Regions from separate parts of the Homo sapiens genome. Here region 1 is linked to region 2. A link is an interaction called in ENCODE POLR2A ChIA-PET data of the cell type or tissue named here. Cell type or tissue: HepG2. All regions are shown on one strand. Each heading gives the region's core, and the rest is flanking DNA. Links, peaks and the distances in the headings are about the cores only. Region 1 overlaps UROC1 (urocanate hydratase 1). Region 2 overlaps SLC12A8 (solute carrier family 12 member 8).

Region 1 (4,388 bases), core at 285-4,284, 1.3 Mb before region 2:
GGTGGTAGGCAGCACAGCTGGCTCACTTGCAGGAGGGGTGCAGCTTCTGGGACCAGGAATGGGGAGTGTAGGTGGCTGCAAGGGGCACAGGGCACCTCTCACTGGCTTCCTGGTGAGAACTGGCTGAGGTTGTGGTCAGTAGGATTCAGGCTGGGCAGAGAAGCAGGGAAAGCTGGATGGGCCTGAAGGATTTGAGACAAGGGAAACTAGATGCACATTTTGCATGCTGGAAGAAAAAGGAACAGATATACTGCAAGTGAGGAATAAGAGGCAGGAGGGACACATTTGCAACAACACAACGACAGGCGTTTACAAAATTAAGGGTGCTTCTTGTGTAACTGAAAGCTGAGAAGACTGAGCAGGAGCCAAGGCTGGATGCTTCAAGGGCAGCAGCTCGTAGGTGAATGGCTGAGGATGGGGAAGGTCATCCCAGGCTGATGGGGAACAGCTCCAGTGCACATGCATGGAAGCAGCAGCAGAGCTTCAACACAGTTAATGAAGTTCAACTCATCTACTAGGAAACAAATGAAACCAAGAACATATCAAAAACTGTTAGAAGGAGAGAAATGCATTAATTAGAAAACCAGAAATATTGAAAATAAAGGAACTTAGCCTTCAGATCAAATAATCAGAAGGACCCCCCATACACTTGAGGCAAGCAGAAAGAAGAGATAAGGAAGATAAAGATCATAAGGATAAAATCAGGTGGGGGCACAGTGGCCCATGCCTATAATCCCAGCATTTTGGGAGGTCGAAGCAAGAGGATTGCTTCAGGCCAGGATTTCATGGTCATCCTGGGCAGCATAGTGAGATACCATCTCTAAAAAAATATTTTTTTTAAAGATAAAACCAGAAAGAGTGATGACTGAATTGAGTAATACAAGACACACCAAGGGGAGTGTGCTTTATAGGGCAGCACTCTGAGAATGCAGGGAGGGGGCAGCTATAGCCCACTGGGGGTACCCAGGAGGTTTCCATCAAGGGATGACCTCCAATGGGTGGTGGAAGTGGGCACGAGGCCGACAGGCCCAGCACAGGGGGCACAAGTGGGCAGAGAGGTGGCAGGTAACCACGCTGCTCCCAGCTGTGCTTGCCTGCACGACTCCTGCATCCACCAGGTTGCAGAGGCTGGCGGTGTGGCGGCCCCAACCCTGACGCCGTCTCAAGCCAATGCTTCCAAAACATGGGCTTCTGCCTGCTCTGTGCAGTGTTGGGCCCCAGGAATGAACTGGAAACTCCTCTGCCTCCTGCAGGGGTGAGGTGATCAACGGGGGATTCGGCCTCGTGCTGGACGGTACCCCGGAGGCCGAGGGGAGAGCCAGGCTGATGCTCAGCTGGGATGTCTCCAATGGTGTAAGTCAGCCCAGTCCTTGCCACCTCCTGAAGGCAGGGCCTTCAGCTGGGTGATCCCCATCCACGTTTGCTGTCATACAGCATCTCCTGGGTGTGGGGATGGGGGCCGGATTCCTCTCATGACCACAGCACAGCAGCCAGGAAGGGGGAATCAGCTCAAATGGAGGTCAGGTCAGGTGATGATGGGGAGACAGGTGGGACCCAGAGAATGAGGGGAGGCTTGGAGCAAAGGCGGGAGTTCAGACAGCTTGGGTGACTGAAAGCCCCTGGGCTGGGCCCGGAGCGTGAGCATGAGGACAGAGAGGGTGCTGGCAGGAGACTCACCCCATCTCACCGGGAGCTGCAGGGCTTCTGGCGGAGCTGGGGATGGAGGTCTTCATCCCAGAGCAAGAGGTTTTGTTCTAGGAGATGCCCCGGCTGTGGCATGGAAAAGTGGGTTGGGGGCAGGTGTGGTGACTGTGTGGAAGGCGGAGGCGGGGGTGGCAAGAATGGCAGAGGGGAATGGGGGAGGAGGCGTGGCATCATCCAGGGGAGACCAGGTGGAGGGAAGAAAGAGGACTGCAGGGACATTGTGAAGGTAGAGCTCAGGCTGAGGTGGATTCTAGAAGGGAGGGAGGTGCTGCGGAGGACTCAGGAGGCAAGGCCATTCTTGGAGCTGGGGGAGCAGGACTGAGTGTGATGACCGCCAGTTTCAGATCCCAGAGGAGGGCCAGAGACAGGGAGCCTAAGCTGGGGGTGGAAATGGGGCAGACACAAAAGGGCAGCTGTCCCCACGGACAGCCTCAGAGGTCCCGAAGCAGAGAGGCCCCAAGTGTGGGAGCCAAGACTCACGTGGGGAGCCCGGTTATGTTGACATGGACTGCTATCCCCCTCCTTGCCCTAGGTGGCCCGGCGCTGCTGGTCAGGGAACCAGAAGGCCTATGAGATCATCTGCCAGACCATGCAGGAGAACAGCACCTTGGTGGTGACACTGCCTCACAAGGTGGAGGACGAGCGGGTGCTCCAGCAGGCCCTGCAGCTCTGAGGGAGCCAGGAGTCGCGGCCCCTGCCTCCCTTCCTCCCTGGCGATCCTCACCTGCCCAGCCATGGCACACACCCTTCCTGCACACCCGCACTACCTGCACTTCTCGCACATCCTCACGTGGCCCTTATGGTGCCCTGTGCAGGGTGCCACCACAGCCTCATTTTACAGACAGCCCCCTGAGGCCCAGAGACATGCAGCTCTCTGTCCACAACCATGCCACTTGCATGGGAGCCCTGAAGGCTGTCAAAGTCCATTTAGGGCCAAGTCCCAAGCCTGCCCGGGGGCCCTGCGGTGAACACTGGTCAAGCTCTCTCCGGCTGGGATGATCACACCCTCTGCTTCCTGGCCACCTGCCAGCCTCCATGCAACTCTGTCTGTCTGCTGCCCATCTGCTGTCTGTGCAAGCAACTTCTGGACCCTGGCACCCTGGGCTGCTGGCCTGGAGGAGTTCGGGAAGGAGGATAGACCAGGAAATAAAGGGTCAACAGAGCTGTGTGCTGCACTGTGGGCTGGTGGGACGGGCAGGCCGGGTCTGCCCTAAGGATAAATGATCACTTACTGGGGAAGAAATGAGAGAGCAGGGGCACCCCCCTAGGCCAGCACAGCCTGAGGGGTACAGCAAAGGGGACCCTTTGCTGGCCCCTGAGGCTGGAGTCTGGCACCCCTTCCCCAATCCCATAGCCCGGTAATGACTGGGTCCAGAGCCTCGTGAGAGGTCACCGGGATGGGGGAAGTGGCCTCTGTCAGGGCCAGGGCTCATGAATCTCATTCTCTTAGCTGGGCGTGCAACAGACCAACAGATAACTCATCCTAAACAGAGAAATGAGAAAGAGTCTGTGGGTGGGCCTCTGAGGGCCACAGAAAACCAGACACCCCACATGTCGGTGGATTGGAGAGGGGCAGGCCACTGCCCTCTCCAGGACCAAGCCGGGTTCTTGGTCCCCACCCTCCCTGCACTCCGCATCTCCTCCCCAGCAGCCATTCTCCCCTTTCCCTTGTGAACAAAAGCCTAGTTTTGTGTGGGCAGCAATATAGGGTAAATAAAACCACCTGATTCTCCAGCCTTCCTTGCTGTTAGGAGGGACTGTTGGCCTAGTCCTGGCCCACGAGATGAGGGTGGGGTCTGTGGGGCAGGGCTTCTTGAGAGCCGTCGTTTTTCTAATAAAATGGACAGATCCAGCGGGGTTGCTTTTTGCCTTCGCCCCTTCGTCCTGCCAGAACCAAGATGTGGGGCCTGGAAACACAGCAACCAGGTTGGTCAGCTAGGGCGGCTGCCACATAATGTCTGGCACTGGGGCCCAAACAACAGAAATGAAACACATTTGCAGGCTGGAAGCCCAAGACCAGGTGCCAGCTGGCGTAATTCCTGGTGAGGCCAACTTCTCACTGCATCCTTCCATGGCAGAGACAGAGAGGGGAGAGTGTTACAGAGAGGGGCAGAGACAGAAAGACAGAGACAGAGAGGGGAGAGTGTTACAGAGAGGGGCAGAGACAGAAGGACAGAGACAGAGAGGGGAGAGTGTTACAGAGAGGGGCAGAGACAGACAGAGAGTCACAGAGAGAGACAGAGAGAGAGGAAGAGACAGAGAAAGAAAGAGATACAGAGAGGAAGAGACAGAGAAAGAGAGAGATAGAGAGAGTAAGAGACAGAGAAAGAGAGAAAGACAGAGATAGTGAGAGAGACAGGACAGAGTGTGTAGGGACGAATCGTCTGTCCCCACATCTCCATGAAAGCACCCTGCTGCATGGATCTGTGCACACATCTTAAGAGCGGGCCACAGGGCCCTGGCATCACCCTTTCCCCATCCAGCACCTTCCCTCTTGAAGGACAGGGAGGGCTCTGGTGGCTTCCAGCTGCACACAGACCCCAGACCCCCTCTGGGCTCCATACCAAGCCATGCCAGGGAGCAAGCTACTTCCCTGGCCCCTGCATGCCAACCTGCTGTCTGCTGCTGCAGTGGTAAGTGACAGCTGACTCCCACGGGGCTCACAGCGGAATTGGGGCAGCTGG
Region 2 (4,388 bases), core at 260-4,259:
AACAATGTCATTGGTATTTCAATAGGGATTGTATTGACTCTGTAGATTGCTTTGCATAGTATGGCCATTTTAACAATAGTAATTCTTCTCACTAATAATTCTTTTTTTTTTTTTTTTTTTTTGAGATGAAGTCTCGCTCTTGTCCCCCAGGCTAGAGTGCAATGATGCGATCTCAGCTCACTGCAACCTTCACCTCCTGGGTTCAAGCGATTCTCCTGCCTCAGCCTCCCAAGTAGCTGGGATTATAGGTGCCTGCCACCACGCTTGGCTAATTTTTGTGTTTTTAGTAGAGACGGGGTTTCACCATGTTGGGCAGGCTGGTCTCAAACTCCTGACCTCAGGTGATCCGCCCGCCTTGGCCTCCCAAAGTACTGGGATTACAGGCCTGAGCCACCGTGCCCGGCTTCTCATTAATAATTCTAAGCATGGGATGTCTTTCCATTTGTTTGTGTCCTCTTTAATTTATTTCATCAGTGTTTCGTAGTTCTCATTGTAGAGGTTTTTCATGTCCTTGGTCAGCAAGATTTTTAAGTTGTCATAACATCATTAGATACAGATTTAAAAAAAAAAAAAAAAAAAACATGGTTAATACATTCCGCCTAGCTATGAATAGAGGGACTAGGTAACTTCAAACCTTCTTACTGCCTTAAGGTAAATTTCATCCATGGTCAGATATAGACAAAATACTGCATTTGCCATCATTTAATCGTCTGGGGTTTGCAAGGAAAGCCTAGATGCTATGGTAATGCCTCTGAAGTACTATTCTTGTAATTTGAATAAGGTGCCATTAGGTGGTGCTTTTACTCTGGCCGCCTGGCCTGATTGAACACCCTGGCTTCCTGTAGGGGAGAGTAACTGAGTTTTAGCTTACCTTTTCATTCATTTTATACTTTCTCTGGCCAAAACACATCTCTTCAGAATAACAGTTAAAACATTAGATAGTTCTATATTCCTAGAACATTATCAATTAATTGTAGTAGGATTAAGAGAAATACACATACGGCTGGGCGAGGTGGCTCATGCCAGTAATCCCAGCACTTTGGGAGGCCGAGGTGAGCAGATCACCTCAAGTCAGGAGTTCGAGACTAGCCTGGCCACCATGGTGAAACACCGTCTCTACAAAAATACAAAAAAGTTTAGCTGGGTGTGGAGGCAGGTGCCTGTAATCCCAGCTACTCAGGAGGCTGAGGTGGGAGAATCACTTGAACCCAGGAGGCGGAGGTTGCAGTGAGCTGAGATCAAACCCCTGCACTCCAGCCTGGGTGACAGAGTGAGACTCCATCTCAAAAAAAATTAAATTAAAAAGAAATACACATACTTCAGTATAATTCAATTCAGTATCTCTTTTTGCTCTTCAATAATTATCAAGTATAATTTAATCTAATTCCTAAATTTTTTCTTTCTGAATTTTAACACCTTAATCAAAGGGTGGGTGCGCTTGACGTGAAAAGTCTTTAGAGGTAGTACCTATTTAAGCTTTGATGCTTCTTTTTTTTTTTTTTTTTTTTCAATCATGGCTTACTGCAGCCTCAACCTCCTGGGCCTGAGTAGCTGGGACCACAGGTGCATGCCACCATGCCTGGTTATTTTAAAAATATTTTGTAGAGGCAGGGTTTTGCCATTTTGCCCAGGCTGGTCTTGAACTCTTGGGCTCAAGCAATCCTCCCATGGGCCTCCCAAAGTACTGGGATTACAGGTATCAGCCACCTCACCCGGCTTTGATGCATTTCTAATACAATAATGCTTTAACATTTACCACTGCTTGGGAGAAAGGTCCTATTTACATTCCTTTTGTTTTTTGTTTTTAGAGACAGGGTCTCACTCTGTTGCCCAGGTTGGAGTGCAGTGATGTGATCATAGCTCACTGCAGCCTTAAACTCCTGGGACTCAAGGGATCCTCCCACCTCAGCCTCCCAAGTAGCTAGGACCACAGCACATGCCACCATGTCTGGCAAATTTTTAAATTTTTTGTAGAGATGGGGTCTCACTATGTTTCCCAGGCTGGTGATGAACTCCTTGCCTGGCCTCAAGTGATCTTCCCGCCTCAGCCTCTGAAAGCACTGGGATTACAAATGTGAGCCACCGTGTCCAGCCTGTTTGTTTTTGATTTGTTGTGTGAATGTCTTCTTCCCCACACGAACAGTCAGAAAGAAAGAAAAAAGGGTAGTGTGGTAAAAACCACTCACCTGTGTAAAAATTCTAGCATGTTCTTTTCCCAGTTTGCAGATATCCGGTAAATCACATCCATGGTCACTGTCCCTGGTTACAGGCTTTAGGAGCTTACTGATTAACTTGAGGCAATGGTGGCTGAGCAACCCTCACTAAGCCAAAAATAGTTGCGTTCCTGCTCTACCATGAGTCTCCGTGTTCATAGAATTCAACTTAAAACCGAAAGCCATGACTCCTTTTGAGTCACTTTCCTTTTTAATTTTAGGTAGTTATTAGTAAAGAATAACACAAAGCAAAAACAAATTTAAAAACTTAGAGATACACAAAGAATTTTGAGGTAGACATTGATTTTACAAAAGGATTCACCATCTTTAAGTATTCCATGTATTCAATACATTTTAAAATGTGATTGAAATCACAGGAATCTTTTGGTGAATTCATCCACTGAATAAAATGACATATAGCCATAAATGGTATCCCTAATGCCAGGTCAGCCAAAAAACCCATTCTGTTTTTAAAATATTTCTAATAATGTGGTAATTTTTTCTTTAAACATAAAATAAGTTAGTTCTTGTTGTTGTTGTTGTTTTTCTTTGAGACAGAGTCTCGCTCTGTTCCCAGCTGGAGTACAGTGGCACGATCATGGCTCACTGGAGCCTTAACCTCCCAGGCTCAGATGATCCTCCCTCCTCAGCCTCCTAAATAGCTAGGACCACAAGGGCACACCACCATGCCCAGCTTATTTTTTGTATTTTTAGTAGAGACGGGGTTTCGCCATGTTCCCAGGCTGGTCTCAAACTCCTGGACTCAAGCGATCCGCCTGCCTGGGCCTCCCAAAGTGCTGGGATTACTGGTGTGAGCCACTGTGGCTGGTCTAGGGTTTTTATCATAGAAGTACTACATGCATGAAGTGAGAAGGATTCACACAATACAGCATGACATGAAATGAAAAGCCTTCCTTCCCTCTTCCTTCACTTCTATTCCCCAGTGGCAGTCATTGCTAATGGCTTCTGGTTTTCATGTCTTCTAATTGTTCTCACTGTAACTTTAAATAATATTCTTATACCTCAGTTTCTTAGGTTACCAATTTGTTATCATTTTACTTCCTGTTTCCCATATGAAAAATAGGACGTTGGCACACATACACTTCCTTCCATTTCTCTCATTTCATTTCCATTTTTTAATAGTTGCTTTATTATTTTTACATTGTCAAGGTTTATACCATTTTTTTCTGGAACTGTATTTTCATGTTTATTATAGTTGGTTATAAAAATGTATTTTATTTTATTTTTTTTTGAGACCAGGTCTTGCTCTGTCACCCAGGCTGGAGTGCAGTGGCGTGAGCATAGTTCATTGTAGCCTCGAACTCCTGGGCTCAAGCGATCCTCCCACCTCAGCCTTCCAAGTAGCTGGGACTACAGGCATGTGCCACCACACCTGGCCTTTTTTTTTTTTTCCTTCTTCTAGAGAAGGGGTTTGATTATGTTGCCCAGGCTGGTCTCAAACTCCTGGCTTCAAGTGGCCCTCCTGCCTTGGCTTCCTAAAGTGTTGGAATTACAGGCATAAGCCACTGCCCCAGGCCTACCATCTTAACTATTTTTATGTGTACAGTTCAATGGTATTAAATACATTCATAATGTTTTGCAACCTATTTATTTATTTGACAAAATTTTACACTTACAGAAAAGTTGTAATAATACAATAAAAAACCCCACATACTCTTGACTCAGTCGATTCAGATTGACCACTTGTTAACACTTTGCCTTTTTGCTTTATCATTAGACCATTTTCTCTATATATATGTATATATTTTCTCTAAACCATATAAAAACAATTTGCAGACATCATGTCCTTTTATCCATAAATATTTCAGTGTCTATTTCCTAAGAACAAGAATGTTTTTTTACCTAACCACAGTATCTTTTTCAGGATCAGGACATTTAACATAGAAAAATCCTATTGTCAGCCGGGCATGGTGGCTCACGCCTATAATCCCAGCACTTTGGGAGGCCAAGGAGGGTGGATCACGAGGTCAGGAGATCGAGACCATCCTGGCTAACACGGTGAAACCCCATCTCTACTAAAAATTCAAAAAAATTAGCCGGGCGTGGTGGCGGGTGCCTGTAGTCTCAGCTACTGGGGAGGCTGAGGCAGGGGAATGGCATGAACTCGAGAGGTGGAGCTTGCAGTGAGCCGAGATCACGCCACTGCACTCCAGC

The links. Peaks named below come from ENCODE experiments on the same cell type or tissue, not always from the same donor. Only the 100,000 strongest peaks of a DNase experiment are listed, where the experiment ranks them.
Region 1: POLR2A ChIA-PET joins it to region 2 with 5 read pairs; 2 of 35 experiments call an interaction of 5 or more read pairs at or near these places.

Annotation. Positions count from the first base shown.
Region 1 is chr3:126,480,334-126,484,721 of GRCh38, reverse strand. UROC1 (urocanate hydratase 1) reads left to right here. Exons shown (of 20, transcript NM_144639.3): 19 at 1,254-1,353; 20 at 2,237-3,556. The coding sequence ends at 2,377. Among named protein-coding and RNA genes, the nearest start is that of ZXDC, 6.6 kb to the right of the region's middle. In HepG2, for the core only: no CTCF peak of the experiment used is centred there; a DNase peak (open chromatin) is centred at 2,721.
Region 2 is chr3:125,198,823-125,203,210 of GRCh38, reverse strand. The region is part of intron 2 of SLC12A8 (solute carrier family 12 member 8); the gene reads left to right. Among named protein-coding and RNA genes, the nearest start is that of SLC12A8, 12 kb to the left of the region's middle. RefSeq lists an enhancer at 2,037-2,116. In HepG2, for the core only: a CTCF peak has its summit at 800; a DNase peak (open chromatin) is centred at 2,280; H3K4me3 peaks cover 377 bases.